2 separate regions of the Mus musculus genome follow, and region 2 is linked to region 1. Evidence: chromatin loops called from intact Hi-C (ENCODE). Cell type or tissue: left cerebral cortex. All regions are shown on one strand.

The links. A loop is a pair of places that touch in the nucleus more often than their neighbours do. Peaks named below come from ENCODE experiments on the same cell type or tissue, not always from the same donor. Only the 100,000 strongest peaks of a DNase experiment are listed, where the experiment ranks them.
Region 2: a loop joins it to region 1, with 2.1 times the contacts of the local background. A loop is called at or near these places in 3 of 42 quality-filtered maps.

The regions. Positions count from the first base shown.
Region 1 is chr7:123,366,098-123,374,097 of GRCm38, forward strand. It overlaps Arhgap17 (Rho GTPase activating protein 17), which reads right to left and starts at 3,818. Exons shown (of 20, transcript NM_144529.2): 1 at 3,657-3,818. The coding sequence starts at 3,709. In left cerebral cortex, CTCF peaks have their summits at 4,278 and 5,558; DNase peaks (open chromatin) are centred at 224, 478, 1,449, 2,220 and 4 more places; H3K4me3 peaks cover 3,035 bases; H3K27ac peaks cover 4,235 bases.
Region 2 is chr7:123,291,735-123,299,734 of GRCm38, forward strand. Arhgap17 (Rho GTPase activating protein 17) reads right to left here. Exons shown (of 20, transcript NM_144529.2): 15 at 5,761-5,852; 16 at 4,676-4,832; 17 at 2,738-2,971; 18 at 302-471. Among named protein-coding and RNA genes, the nearest start is that of Arhgap17, 74 kb to the right of the region's middle. In left cerebral cortex, a CTCF peak has its summit at 3,880 (motif pointing right); DNase peaks (open chromatin) are centred at 2,963, 5,823 and 6,636.

The DNA.
Region 1 (8,000 bases):
GTGCTTGCTTGAGTTAAATATCAGCTAATGTTCCCTTAAATTTACATTTTAGGCACTCCAGAGGTTGGGACCCATTATTAGAACATGGCCCTTCAGGTTCTCTGTGGTCCTTCCCTGGACCTTGACTTGCCAAATGAAAGCACTCAGAACAACTCCTGAGACTCTCAGGGCAGACTCTCTGCCAGGGATGTACTCCTGACCCACAGCAGCTCCTAACTTCACACTCCTTATCCTCCTGTCCAGTCTCCTCTATCCAGACAACACTTGCCCACCATCACCCCTGACTCCCTGCTGCACCATCTGCCCTCTCTAGATTATCTGAAGCCAAGAGTGAGAGAATGCTTCTCCTTTTCCACAACCAGACTGCAAAAGCTCAGCAGGGCTTTTCTTGCTTAACTGATCGGTGTCTGCCCATTCTCCTTCTGCTGGTAATAGTGCCCCAGTTTACCGTAGGGAACCAGCACTCCTCCACTCTCTATTTGGGTGGGGTTGAGTCCATTTCATTTCCCATGAAAGGCATGTGACCCAGAAACAAGAGCCAATCCGGGGACTTTGGCCACAGTCACACAGTATTCTTTTCCTCTGAGACTTGCGCTGAGGATAATGGAAATCTGTGAACACGGTTTGTCTAAAGAGTGAACCATCCAGAATGCCCTCAGATCCAGCACTGGGAAGGCTGGGGCAGGAGGACTGGGAATTCTGGGCCATACAGTGAGATTGTCTCAAACAAAAGCCGTCCTATGCCTAGACTCCTGCTCACAGGCCAACGAATTCTTTTCTGCTCGGGTACCTTGAATTATGTTTTTTTTCTTCACCAGAAGAGACCTAATTGGTATCAGCAAGTCTGAAAGAAGTTGGAGAGGGCAAGAGAGCACAGGCCCTGCTCACACCTCCCAAGAGCAGCTGTTCTGAGCGTCTCCGTGCAGTGGCAGGCAGGCTCTCCTCCGTGCACTGCCATCCTTCTGCAAGTGCTTATTTTATGTGTATAATGACTTGGGGTTTGCCCATCTCCTCCATGTATCTACTGGGAAGCTCCAGGGCAGAGATCTCGTTTGTATTCTTGGTCTTTGATTCTTTAATATCGCACAGTGGTGTACAGTGTAGCCTCACTCAGTGCTCACTGAATATGAGACTCAACAAAGAGCAGGTGACAAAAACATCCACCCCACTACATTGCCCACACTGTGAGACCACCCCATAAGCCTTGCCCACAGACTCATCCATCCACCCTCTGCACACAAAGTGCATCATGTTAGCTCATCCTTTCTAGGCATTACTAATCCTCAACCATGCCAGGCCCATGAAACTTCTCGGGGGAATTACTCACGAGCATTCCATCCTAGCGAAATTCCTCACGGCAAGATAGCACCTAGAACTCCACAAACTGATAACTGTAGTCGATTACACAGATAAACTCCTCCTCTATCCAGATCACAGCTGGGAGAAATCTGTGCTAGAAAAGCATTCTTCTTTGCCCAAAGACACCCACGATCTGCTTCTGATGGGAGTGTACCAACCATCTGGCTCACTGAATAATAATTCTCAGTTCTAGCCTCCATTTTTCTTCCTACCCCCTTAGGGTTACTTAAATAGGGAAAACTTGAGCTCGTGTGCGCGCGCACACACACATACACACGGGGGGGGGGGGGGGAGTTATCTAGGAAATCAACGACAAGAGAGCAACAGATTTTCAACCCAGTAAAAACAGATGTTCTGACTTTAGTCTCATGGCTACCACACCCTTACAGCTCTGTAATAGCTGCAGCTTCCCCTGGCATCCAGCAATAAAGACTTTCAAACAGAGTCAAAGGTCAGGGCCAGAATTACTGTCCCAGTATGAATCACTACCACTCCATCCTGTTCATATTTTCCCAAACTTAATTCCGCAGCACCAGGCAATGCAGGACAAGCTGGAGTCCCAGAATTGACAATTTTGACAGGTCATCTGTCCTGGGATGGGAGTCACACACAGACCCTGGGAATCCAAGACTCATAGGAAAGACTCTCCCGGTGCTCAAATAGCCAACACGAGCAGGTAAAGAGGACGTTTGAAGATAGAAAGCAGGTAGCGCATGGCCTCAAGACGGTGCCCATCCAAGACATCAAGGATCTTCTAAGGACATGGAGACTGAGAGAAGTGAAGAGCATGAAAGGTTATCTATCGGCCAGGTGTGGTAAGAGAGGCTTATGGGAATTCCAGGAAGAGGTTAACATATAAGAAACATAGGCCTCCTGTGGGAACTGAAAGTGGGCAAGTCTGGCCAGAATGTAAAACTAGGAAGAGAGACTAAGGAGAAGCAGGGGCCCACAAAACCCTAACCAGCTTTCAAGGCAGAAAGCTCTCAAGACTTTGCATAAAACCAGCAACTTTCCCTTGTCCCACACAGGACGAAACCTAATCAATAACAAATCTAACAAAGGCATTGTGGCAGCCACTAAGTTTTGATTCTGCCATGCATATCTGCAAGGAGTACAAGACTCACAAGAAAATTATCACTTCTCATCATATTTCTTGTTCATGCCATTAGGATTACTCGCCTTGACCCTAGTCTTTCTCTAACTCTACACGCAACAAAAAACTAGGCATGTGTGGGTTTAAGGGGCAGGGACTGAGTCTGGATAGAGGATACCAAGATTACATGATGGAGGGATTTTTCTTCCCTTCTATTTTTCTTTTTAGAAATTCAATAACAAAACTTAGCAAAAGGTTGGGGGAAATGAAACATTGTAAAAAGCAAATTTAGAAAACCCAAGAGGAAGTAAAAGTATTTTCGTACACATAAAAAAAGAAGTGTCTCACGTGCTTCAACCAAACCAAACTGTCCTTAACTGCTAAGGGAGGAGGGTAACAGCAAGAGCTGTGAAAAACCCATCTATCTTCGTGCAGAATAACCAGCAAATTGGTTCGGCAAAGCTATCCGCCCTGCAAGACCTTGAAATATTTGTTCCAGATAGCACAGCACATGACAACAGCCTCCTGAAAGCTCTAAAAACCGCAAATCGTTCCTGTTCTACAGCCTACTCATCTACTGTCCCTCCTGTATTCTTTCATTAAAAAAAAAAAAAATCAGTTTCTTGTCAAGCACTCACTCAGTGTCAGAAAATACCACATCCAAGGTGAGATGAGAAAAGGCATCCTTTTCGCTTTCCAAACCTCTAGACCTCAAGAACTCACAGCAAACTCCCAAAAGCCTGGATTTTGAGACTGCAGTTCTCGATTCCTTCACAGAGGGGAGGGGGGCTGAACTTAACTGGGCAAGCCACAGTAGCCTAACACCCCTTAGGTTCCCAGTGACCAGCAAGCTCTTCTAGGAGGAAGGCTGCAACAGCGGATCAGCGGGGAGAGCCTGAGAACACCGGCCCCAAAGCTGCGCGCCTGGCACTGCGAGAGGCACACAAGTTTACGGAGTTTTCGCACCAGGCGGCGAGCTCCGGCTGGCGGGGACAGGGAGGAGTAAAGACCCTCGTGAGTCTCCCGAGGACGATGCTCCTCCGGCCAGGACAATGGGCAGCGCCCAAGCCGTAGCTAGGCGCAGACCCCCGCCCCGCGGGGCCCAAGGCCGGGCCGCGCCCGGCTCTCCCCGCTCCCCGGCTCCTCGCGCGCAGGACCGGCCCGCCCCCCGCGCGCCCCCCGCCGGCGCGACCCGCGCACTCGCCTGCCGACAGTCTGATTGGCCAGCTGCTTCATGCGGTTGAATTGCTTCTTCATGGCGGCGGCGGCGGTGGCGGCGCGGCAGGCGGGCGGAGGAGAACTGGGGACCGTCTGGCGGGTCCTACCTACATCGCTTCCCGGCCCCGGAGGCGGTGACGGAGGCTACAATTCGGCCCCGCCCCTCGCCGCGTCACTTCCAGCGTCGCCGCCCGCCCCTACCACGAGTTGGGCCGAGCCTAGCCGAAAGAGGCCGAAACCAGAGAGGTGGAACAGGTGCGGACGGACCCAACATGGGCGGAGTTAAGTGGTTCAGGGCGGGGACCAATGAGGCCGCGCCGAGGTGGGTAGAGCCGAGCCGAACAGGGTCGAAACTAGATAGGTGGAGCCGAGCTTGGTCCGGCCGAAACCGGAGAAGTCAGGCGTAGCTGGACGGAGCAGAGCTGGGCGAACTTGAGTGGAGCCGAACCAATCGGTGAGCGGAGAGGAATGGAGTTGAGCCAATCGGAGACGGACGAGAGTGGCTCTGCTAAGAAGAGCGGAGACTACCCCAGCCCGGCACCTGGACACAGCGGTTCTGAATTAGAGCTGGGCAGGATGGGCCGAGCAGAGCCAAACTTAGCTACCTACTCTAGTGGTGACAACTAGAACGCAAGTGAGCCTCGCAGATCCTGGTCCGGTCCGGCAAGGCGGAACACAGGGATGGGGTCTTGTCCAGTCGGACCCGGAGTCAGGCCAGCCCGGGAAGGGGTTTGGGGGGAGAAGAGTCCGGCCAAGCCGAGCGGAATAGTAGTCCTAGACGAGTGATGCCCGGTCAAGTGAAGGCGAACTGAAACGAGCTGAGGTTAAGCTGAGCGAGTGGACCTAACCTATAGCGGCGGGTCAGACCAGGGTTTATCCTAACCTAGCAGGAGTGAGCTGAAGCAGATCTATAGGGTGAACCAGCTCCGCGCCCTCAGTACTTGAACTGGTCCATGGGAAAGGCCAAAAGAGTAGGGTCAATCAGATGAGGACCCCCAGACTCCCCAGCCAAAGGAGACTGGCCTTCCCTAGGCCCCTGCACTGATGGGCCTCTGAGTCCCCGCTGCCATAAATGACCGCGAGGTTCTGATTCCCAGCCCTACAGTAACAGGCTGGGGAACTTGGTGGGATCATTTCGCATTGCTGAGCCCTTTCGTCCAACTGAGCCAAGTTAGTTTTATGACCCGCAGCCATGTCCTCCTGACTTGGCAGCCTTGGCTCCACACAACATTCCCTGTGCCCCGTGGGCTAAGGCATCCTTTACAGGCTGTGCGATGGTTTAAAGTGTCAACGTGACAGAATCTAGAATCACCTTGGAAACAAATCTCTGTGTGTGTCTGTGAAGAAGTTTCTACATCAGGTTAATTGACGTGGGAAGATCCACTCTAAATGTGGGCCACAGCATTCCATCATCTGTGGCCCCAGACCGCAGAAAACTAGCTGAGTTAGGAGCTTTCGTCTCCTTCTGCTTTCTGAACGTGGAGGCAGTGTGGTCTTCCTGCGAGCTGCCTCAAAAAACTGTCTATTGCAGTGCCTTCCCCATCATGGTAAACATCCCTTCCTAGAACTGGAAGCTGGTTTAAATCCTTCCTCCCTCACATTGCTTCTTGTCCTGCATTTTCTTAAAACAGAGAGCAAAATAACTAATGCAGGATGCATCTTGAGCTCAAAGAACAAGAAAATTAAAAATCTGTAGCGATTACAACACAAGTGTGGACCCTCAAGTCAGGCAGCAAACTGCAAGTCACCAACATTAATTACAACAGGAAGTGTTGAAATAAGGCTTTGTTTTGGTTTGGGTTTTTGTTTTGTTTTGTTTTGTTTTGTTTTTGAGGAGTCTCATAGCTGAGAATGGCCTTAAATTACTGATCCTCCTGCCTCCACCGGCCAAATGCTAGAATTACAGGCTTGTGGCACCCCGTCCAACAAGATTTATTAAAGCAAGACAGACAGGACTTCAAGACCATTTGCCAAACCTGAGTCAGCCATTGAGTCACTACATTCAGATGCTACCATGAAACTAGACAGTGGCGACATAGGCCTGAAAACCCAGCTACTCAGGAGGCTGACACAGAAGGATCACAAATTCCAGGTCAGCCTGGGCTACAGAAAGCAGTAAAAGAACAATGCAGAACAGATGTTGTCATCCTATCAGGGAACACTGTACAGACTTCATTCAGTTCCTGTACCAGTCATGCGCTAGCTTACCAAGTGGATGGCGTGGATTTTAATGTCAATTCGGTCACAACATGGACAAGTCAAAGTTTTAAGACGTGAGTGTGGAGCTGATCCTTATGGAGTGTTGCTCAGACTTGCCGGGTAGAAGGAAGAGCTAGTAGGTGGAAAGTGGCGTCTACCACCATAAAGAACTTAAACAGGACAGAAGCCAGGGAACTGTCAACCATCAAGTTCAATTGTCAACCACTGGCATCCAGAAAACCTCAGTGACACTGAACCAAAGACAGAAGAGTTAGAAATCATGTTTCAGCCAAGTGGCTCAGGAATTAAAGTCACCAATCTCTAAACCTCAGACCATGCTAAACACCAGTCTAGAGCGCAAGATGGGTTCTAGCTGCCAAACTTCACAAACTGACTTCCATCCCTGGGACTCGCATGGTAGAAGCAGAGACCTGACTGCAGCAAGTTATTCTCTAACCTACTCTCATCACACACATCCACACCCACCACATACATACACACACACACACACACACACTTAATTTTTTAAAACTGGCCTACCTACAAACAAAAAGAAGAGTCAAGCCCCAAAATTGAAGAACTTGAAGATGCAGTTAAAGATTTAAGTAAATTATTCCCTATAGAAAGTAACATAGAGTTTGACATAGGAAGAATGTGTCTCTGTTTCCATTCAAAAGAAACAAAGTCTTAGATGTAGACCTTTGAAAGTACAGGCTTGTGCAGTAGACCAAAGTGATTCCGTGGAAGAAGAAGGGAAATCTGAAAAGCCTAAGGGAAGTTCAGAGTTTCCAAAGGAATTCAATGCATACACCAAAGAAAACAAGAACACTTATAGCATAGGATGAGAAAAGATTCCTCGAATCCACAGATGAACTTCCTGGAAAAGATGGAACACCTTGGGGAACAACAGAGCAGGGTAAGCCTGTGGCTAACCCTAAAATGCTACATGTTGTCACAGAACTATGTGTCAACATAGTGTGTCTAACGTGTCAAACCACTGAGTCTCAGCCACATGTTAGAAAGACCTGCTTAAGGAGAAAGAGCAACATCAGTGAAAACTCCTGAACCTAAAAAGCAGTGTAAGATGTCCCTGCTTCAGTTTTTAAGAGACGGGCAGGGGTTAATTTAAAAAACCAACACAGGCAAACAACTACCTTCCCTATTCCCAATTCTTTTCAGGGAAAATTCAAGAAGCAGCTCAGTTGGTAGAGTGCTTGCCAAGTATCCCTGGGGCTCTGGGCTCAATCCTCAGCACTGTACAAATTGGCTATAGTAATACAGATCCAACAATTGGAAGGTAGAAAGAGAAGGGTTGTGAATTCAGAGTTACTCTTGGCTATATACAGAATTAGAAAGCAGCCTGAACTATATGAGACCCTTTCTCAAAAAAAAAAAATTCACAAAACAAAGTAGAACAGATCAAAATTCAGCTACATAAAAAAAAAGACAAGACTCAAACACATTCTGATGTTTTTCAAGTAGAAAATGTCCAGTATCTGGATATAGAAACTAACGTAAAAGGAAGAAAAGAACAATCATTTGATTGTTCAAGTAGGACACTCCACTTGCAAATGAAGAGAATGTGTCTCTGATTGAGCACAGCCTGAGCAGCAAGAACTTAGCTCATCAGACACCAAACAGGAGCAGGAACTTCCCAGGCTCTAAAACTGTGAGCAACAAACTTGCCATTTAAGAACCACCAAGTGCAGTGATTGTAGTAGAATGAGGAGGCCATGTTCCAGCTCCTGCAAGCAGGAGAACTCAGCAGCTTCAGTCCTGAGTCTCTTACTTGATTGTCCAGAGGAGGAGACTACTGGAACAATTGATGCTGGTTAGCTGAAGCTAAGAAATTAGTGGTGACAAAGAAGAGACCAACATCACTGAGGTGAAATCTTCTGGGTAGTGTTTTCTGAGAGCACAAAGGAGCTGTATTCCAGAGATAGCCAACCAAGGTTGTACCTTATGCTGCAGCTGGACTTGGTAATGTGTAAGAATCACTCAGGTGGCACTGGTTTCGAAAGCATGAAGGGGTTATGAAGAACAGCTGAGGCTCGGCACTGTGAGAGGCTATGGAAGGCCATTGGTGAAAGTGCAGCTTCAGTTGCAGCTTATGGCCCTGGATTGAAGGGGT
Region 2 (8,000 bases), 74 kb before region 1:
AAGTTTAGTATCAGAGGCTACGGTGGCTCCTAAACAGCAACGACTTGGAACACCAACCTCCTAGAAACCCAGAAGTGACTGCAGAATTCATTTCGGCTGTTGACCTTTACAGTTCTGCATTTCTTTTCTCTATGCTTTCAGTTTTCGTCAATGCTTTTTCCTCTTTGATGACGGATTTTCCTGCTTGTTACTTGTTAACAGGCATGAAAAAGACTTCTCAGAGTCTTCCCTCCTGACCCTTTGCAGTAGCTCCCAGAAGTTCTTATACTTTCCCCGAGCACAAGGAATGTGGGACACTTACCCCGACGCAGAGTGTGCGGGCTGGGACCGGCTGCACTGTGAGGTGTGCTTACTGAGAGCTGATGGGAGTTGCCACCTGTCTGAGCCTGGTTTGGGACCGTGGTCATCTGGTTGCTGTTCCTTCCTGCTGCAGGGACAGCTGCAGACACGGAGTCTTTGGGTTTTGGAGGACTGAGAAGGGTAAACGTGAAGTTACAAGTCAGAGGTCAGGCATTCCCTGGTAGAAGCTAAGCACATAAAATCTAGCTCATCCTTGTAGGGGGGTTGGGAATGTGAAGTTCCAGGACTTCTTACAGATACCAAAAGTCAAGGCTGTGGCAGCCCTGTATACAAAATGGCATTAGAACCTAACTGTCAACACCTTCCTGAGCCACCTCTCATAACAACCAAGACAGTGGAGAAGCTACCGGAATGCCGGGTATGCTGTACCGTCTGGAGAATGGCAGACAAAACAAAACAGTGTCTAACACAATGGGGTTTTGTTTTTAAGATCTGTGTGTGTGCTACATGTGTGCAGGTATGCACAGACGTTAGAGGAGGACTAGAGTTACAGGTGGATGCAAGCCTGTGGGTGCTGGGAATTGAAGTCTGGTCCTCTGGAAGAGCATCGGGTATTTTAAGCACTGAGCCATCTCTCCAGCCCTACAGAGAGAGTTTGAGAAATCATCGGAACCCAGAGAGATGAAGATTATCTGACATTTTAAAGAGCTCGGATTGGGCAGATAAGTAGATCTTACTCAGAGACTAGGCATTGAGATTCCCTGTAACAGACTAAGTTTCAGCTCCTTTGCCACAGAGATTAAGGCCAAGCATCTCAGAGCATCCACAGTAAGCCTCATGTTCTGTTTTGCATGTCCTTAAATTGGGTGTTATTTTAAGCAAATGAGGCTTGGGGACTTTTTCCTAGCTGTTGTACAAAAGTAACAAACATAAAGCAACTCTGCCATCAGTTACCTGGACTGAGGAGCTCTGAGGAGCTGCCCGATGACAGCCTAAAGCTGACAGCCAATTCAGGCCTCCTACTTCCCGGCTCACAGCTTTCTATACCAAAGATCACATTTTGTCAAGGTCACCAAAGGGCAGATGCCATTGAAGTGTGCACAAAGATATTTCAAGTATAGAAACTAGAAGGCAGACTGATGGCTGACACACACTCCTCTTTCTGCAGACGGCTGACTACTTCCTTAAATATTCAGCTTTGGTTAAACAAACTGCATGTCATAAGGAAATTGGCTTATCACTTGGACAAACAAAAACCATTTACTCTAAAACCAAGGCCCGCATGTCGGAGTGGTCACTGACAGCATGGTACCTCCAGCACATTCCTAAAGCACAGCCAAGACTTCTTGACTGAAAGATGGACTTCCCTAGATTACAGGACTCATGGATGAACATAAGCACTGAGTCCAGCTACGGCGATAAAACAAGAGTCCTGTGCTCTCTCTGACGTCTACTGACATACCTTGCAAGTGCTCCGACCTGAGCTACATCCTCAGCCCTATGCTTTAGTTTTTACTTTGAGACAAGGTCTCACTGTTACCCAGACTGGCCTTGAACTTGTAATTATTCTTCCTTCCAAGTAACTGGGATTATGGGCTAACCACCAAAAAGATGCAATCAGAGTTCCGCAAGGAAACCCATCTGTGTGATAAACCACACATGGTAAACAGGCTTTGCTTTGTGCACATGTACTGCACACATATGCACATTTGTGCATTTGTGACCATGGGGCACTGTGTGGCTGTCCAAAGACAAGGACTAAAACAATGACAACTGAAACATCAGCACTTGGGCAGGGCTCATCTCCTGTAGAGCCACCAGATCTGAAGCAGAGATCAGTCCTGCAGTGGCCTCTGCTTGATCAGTGGAGAACTGGGTGGTACAGAGCAGAAATCTCCAGCCTGAAGGCCTCGTAAGGTAATCCCTGTGAAGCCCAGCTCCCAGCATCGTGTCAAAGTTCAAGCAAATGAACAAGCCTTTTCAGAACACATGCCACCTTACTTTCTTTCTTGGACCCGTGTGCCTAAGGGGTGGAGGGACCCTTAGTCACCCAGTGTGCTGGCAGCCTGGTGCAACAGCAGCTATTTGGCAACTCTGTGCAACTGAATGTAATTATTAAATGAGCAAACGGATGACAAATGGCAAGAATCCTGTGACTCAGCTAGCGCCCAGGCAAAGGGTACGTGAACACTGAGAGCTACACACTGAACAGGTAGAGGCCGAGCACACCATTAGACACCTGTTAGTCTCTACTTTCCAGCACCAAAGCACACCAACATGTGCTGCTAAGCAAACAAGCAATTTGCAATCTCTCTCCCCCACTAACCAAAGGAGTGAAAGCAACTTTGGTTTGCTCTCTGCCGCCACGCCAAAGATGGCCACTTGGAAGTAGGCAGGGGCATCCAGCCTTGTCTGCCAGCAGAAGTGGGCTCCTTACCTGCTGTCACCTGGGCTCAGCCCCTGCTCCAATATGCCCGTAGAAGAGAAGACAGGCCCACCCCCTGAGCTGCTGTCAGCCCTAGAGCTCTGAGAAGGGGGCTCTGGGCCTGCTGGAGCCAAGGCGTTGCCATCCGTGGGCGGGAGTGGCGGCTGGAAAGCGGGGGCTATGTGCTTTCTATTTAGAGTGCCACCCCGCCGGTGGGCCTGGAAGTCCATTAGCTTCACACCAAAGCTACACAGAGAGAAGAAACAGTCAACACACCACACATGCCGACTAGAGAGACAGAAGCCCGCAGGTTCTCACTGTTAAAACCACTGAAGGGACGCCGCCCACGTTGCCCAGCATGCAGGTAAGTGGCAAGACATGTCAGCGGTCATCCCAGTTACCAAAGCAAGCACCTGGTTCTGGCTTTGAACCCTAGCAAAGCCAACCTCACACACTGATCAACAGATGCCCCTGAGCAGGTGGTGTGTGCAGCTGAGAGCAAGCAGGCAGCCTCATGTCGAGTGACACAGTTCTGTGCCGATCGATCGATCGAGTTCCCATCTCACATGTGAGGAGGTGGAAGCCACATCCATAAGCACACCAGTGGCTGTGCAAGGCCACACCACTGCCCCTGAGCTTGCAGGAGACACAGACGCAACTGTGTGTATGTGTGCATTTGGCTGAAAGCTATGGATAGCTGGAAAAAACAGTTGGTTTCTGGTAGGATGGCGTCTGGAGGATGGGGCAGAAGGAACACACTCTTCATTCAGAGCATTAGGGTCTGCATTGCCAAACCTAATTTTCTTTTTTTTTTTTTTTAAGATTTATTTATTATTATATGTAAGTACACTGTAGCTGTCTTCAGACACAAAAGAGGGTGTCAGATCTCATTATGGATGGTTGTGAGCCACCATGTGGTTGCTGGGATTTGAACTTAGGATCTTCAGGAGAGCAGTCAGTGCTCTTAACCGCTGAGCCACCTCTCCAGCCCCCTAATTTTCTTTTCTTAAGTTTGGAACATTGAGAGCCTGGACCCCATTAACTGATGTTTTCTGGAGAATAAGCAGAGCAGACAGCTAAGAATGGTGTGTCATGGGCTAATGAGACTAATAACACCTCATGTAACTTAAATTCAGAAGAGTAACTGCTCTAATAGGCCACCAGGGGACGATGGCAAGGACTGAGTGAGGTTCAGGTCACAGTAGTCAATTACAAAGGATGACGGTGAATCTCAGGGAAAGCCTCTATGGAAGCGAAGCTTTCTCTGAACAAGAGAAGCCCACGGTGAGCAGTCTGCCAGGGTATGAGGGCAGCGAGCTGCTTCACACGGCTTCATCTTACTTGGAGAAACTGTCACTTGCTAGCATTTTCCTCACTTAAGGGCTACGTTGCCCGATGAAGGCAGGAATCATAGTCTTAATTAGAACTGAACATCTCATAAAGTGCCCATAGACAATAGGATGGAAATATACTGCCTCGAAGTTTAAAACATACATTTTCTCCCATCCAGGACTGTCAAATTCTGGGGCTTCTCTCAGCAGTTAGCAAATATATCAAGGCCAAAAATATGTTTCTCCACAGCTCACTGGGAAATGTGGTTGTCTTCATATGATTCTCAGCCAAAAATCCACACGTTAACTATGTTTCCTTAACACTCAAGACACATGTAAGTGGATTTAGTGTGTGTGACAGCACTCTTTTTACCGTGGGCACAAATAGGCCATCAAGTAAAGGCTGGTGCACAAGGTGCAGATGTTAACAGACAGGCTACGCCCCCTACTTTGTGCACAGATTAATGCCTGTAGAGTTGGACAATGTGGTTCTTGAATTATCTAGACTCTGTAGGTCACGGTCACAAAGGAGGCCATTAAGCCAGTACCAGATGCATGGTTGAGTGTCCTCCTACATGACACCTATTATTTCTGTGGAAGTGACCAGCTCTGCACGTACCTCTCCTTCTTCACCAAGTCCCCTTCCATCACTGCCATGCTGGCAGGTCGCTTCCTCTCCAGAGTCCCCGAGTCAGAGTCATTTCCAGTATGGGATGAGTGATTAGAATTCGGGGTAGCAAGTGGCACAAATGCTTCTGATACATTGAATTCTACCTCTGTCAGAAGAGAAACAAATGTGAGACTTGGCACGGGGGGGGGGGGGGGGGTCTCCAATGCCCCAGTGGGAGGAGAGCCTCGGTAGTCCACAGGAGGAGCTCAAGGACAATAGATCTCTCTCCTACCCATTTTTGCTAAGCAGCAGCAATGATTGATTCGAGGACAGGAAGACAGAAAAGAACTGAGCCCAGCCCTGCATCAGGCATCAGGAGCTCACACTGCAGTGCACGAGGCAGCTGGGCTGTACTGAGAAAAGCAGGGGCAACACCTGGGGACACAACATCCATACAACCAGCTCCTGAGGAGGAGGCCATGGGAACCTCTGTGGATCCCATGATCACAACAAGAGAAACTGGAAAATTCACTAGCTACAGAATAAAACCCTAATCCTCTGACCTTCACAAACCAGCTCCAACCAGCCCTAGCCTTGCCTGCTTTATTTTCTACTTTTGATAGTCCAAACAACTGTCTACGCTCACCACAAAACCTGTGCTAAGTGAAGGGCCCCTGTGCTGGCAGCATCACTCCTAAAAAGCAGACCTTGGCTCTCTTTTCTCAGCAACTAAGCTTGTCAAATCTTTCTCTATCCAACATTCTAATCTGCCACTTGATAATTTTATAACTGATCTGTTTATATGGTTGCCTTTTCGGGGAATCCAAGTTCCTTCAGAGCAGACAGTATACAACCATAGCCACTAGCCGGAATTCAATACATACTATGCAAGCATATTTTAGTGAAACTAAGGGAATCGGAAAATAATATAATTATCACCATATCAAAATATGAATGTACATGAACGAAATCTGAAGTGAAGTGTGAGGAAGAAAAACCAATTACATAACCAGCAACATGTTTTCTTCCTTTAAAAAATGTGGTGTACTACTGTGGCACAGCTTCAGCATCCGTAAGCCTGGACCCATGAGTACCTCCAGGGAAGAACCAATCTGCATGCTGGATGATGGGCTCAATCACTGCAACCACGTGGACCGATGTGGCAGCCGCTATTTCAGCCAGCGTTCTGCAAGAAGTTCACACAATTAAAATGCTTCACCTTGGCAGCCTCACATCTCTGCAAGCTGTCAGGGCATCTCGATAATTGCTAATGGATAAAATATTTACAACAGATACAAAAAGATCACCCACAAGGCCCTATCCTATGAGTTTGCCAGTAACAGCCCAAGAGGAAGAATTACCCAGTATTATCAATCCTTCCGCAGCAGAGTGGAACTGCCTGAGGTGGCCTGGTGTGGGCTGAGGGGATGCAGCATACAGGCTGAGTGAGACTAGAGTGGGAGCTTTATCTATGTGGCTTTGGGGGACGCCCTCTTCTAATGCAGCTGGCTACAGAGGGAGTGGTCACAGCCCTATAATCACTCCCCATCCCCAAGTTTCTAAAAGGAAACCAAATAATTTATTGGTTCCCCACTGAACTTTGGCAGAATCATGCCTCAGGTTTTGGTTGGGACCTTGGAAGAAGGGACAGATGCTGCTTCACATCTGTGGGAAGGAATTTTACTGGTGGTGCCTCTAAAGACCTTTAAAGGTCTCTGGCCCTTTCCTCTCTGGCTCTCTGATTTAACACTTCTGCCACCTGCTCCTGCTGCCATGAGAGTCTCCCTTGTCAGATGCTCACAGCCACTCAGCCAGATGACACCCGAGGCTTACATAAACACTTCCTACTTTTAAGCTGTTCTCTCATGTACCTGTCACATCATGAAGTCTGGGGCACAAGGGACGTGATTTAGAAATCACTGGATTCCTAGGAGCCTTCACATTCAGCTCTGATGGCCTCAAACCAATGTCCCTGGTCCTAGTGTCACTGTGCCTCAGCAGACCGTCTAGCTCCTTCACATTCCAGCATGACACAAGCTTTCCTGGCAAAGTGCCCTTCTGCCCTTCCACATGTGAGGATTCGGATCAGCTCCCATGCTCACTTAAAAAAACACACTGCTGGTGATTCAGAAAGCTTTCTTTTGGGTATCTCACAGACTTTTGGAGCATCTTCTTCCTAGCTTTGATCTATGGTGCTTCCTGACAAATTTCTGGGCATTATAAAAAGCTGTGTCTACTACTGTTAAATATTCTGATTTTTAATCAGCTAATCCATACTGATTTTTGAATTTTGTCTGTTTCCTTTGAAGACTCTTCTTGTCCCCACAACTAAAAACTCGCATTACTTTCTATGTGGGTATTTTTGGTCAGGGTTTATTTGCTATATGATCTATGCACTTAGCCCATCTTCCTACTTAACTGTAACTTTGCTTTATGACATTGTATGCTTGCAACTATTTTCTGAAACAAAACTGGGCATACACAAGCAACTGAATGACTGATTCGTTAAAGCTGATCAGCAGCAATGACGGAGTGACAGGTGAGGATATGGACTTTGTGGCCTGCGCTTATAACCCACCACTGGCCTGCCACGCAGCCCTGGGCAAATTGCTGGTTCTTCTCAGACTCAGCTCCCTCAGATGAGCACTTGCTGCGCAGCTGACCCCTTGTGTCTACCTCTGCAACTTAACCCACACGGTTCAATGCCAGCACAGGCCTCCTAAAGGCAGCAGTGCGAAGCCATTCTGCTTAGGACAGTATTAGTGACTTTCACACTGTTATGGCAAACTGACTCAAGGAAGCAAAGATTCGTTTGGGCTCATGGTTTCTACCATACAGGTGAAAGGACTGTCACAGCAGCAGGATACTTTTGTGAAGGATTTTCTTATGGAGGTAAAGCAGGGGCCAGGCATCACCTTCAAAGACAACCCCTAAAAACCTGCCTCCAAAGCAGGCCCCACTTCTCAATAGCTCAACCCCACAAAACAAGACCATGACCTGGGAAACAGATGTTTGAAACATGGTCGTTCGTATGAGAGGCATTTTATATTAATAATGGAACAGGAGCCTTGATGATTCCCATAGGACCCAGGAGAGTAAGTTCCAAACAAGTTAGCCATATATACAAGGACCTTCACAGCCTACCTCTGTCTGTCAAGGCATCTTCCAGTTGTCCAGGGCCATGCATACTGTCCTCAAAGGGCAGAATCTAAGCTGTGCCTCACTAGGGTGACTTCTCTGGTTTCAGTGCCAAGGGCAGGAAACTCTTCATTCACGAAAGTTAGCAAGTGTTACTCCCAGAGGAGGGCGCTCCACAGCCCCCTCTTACCTACAC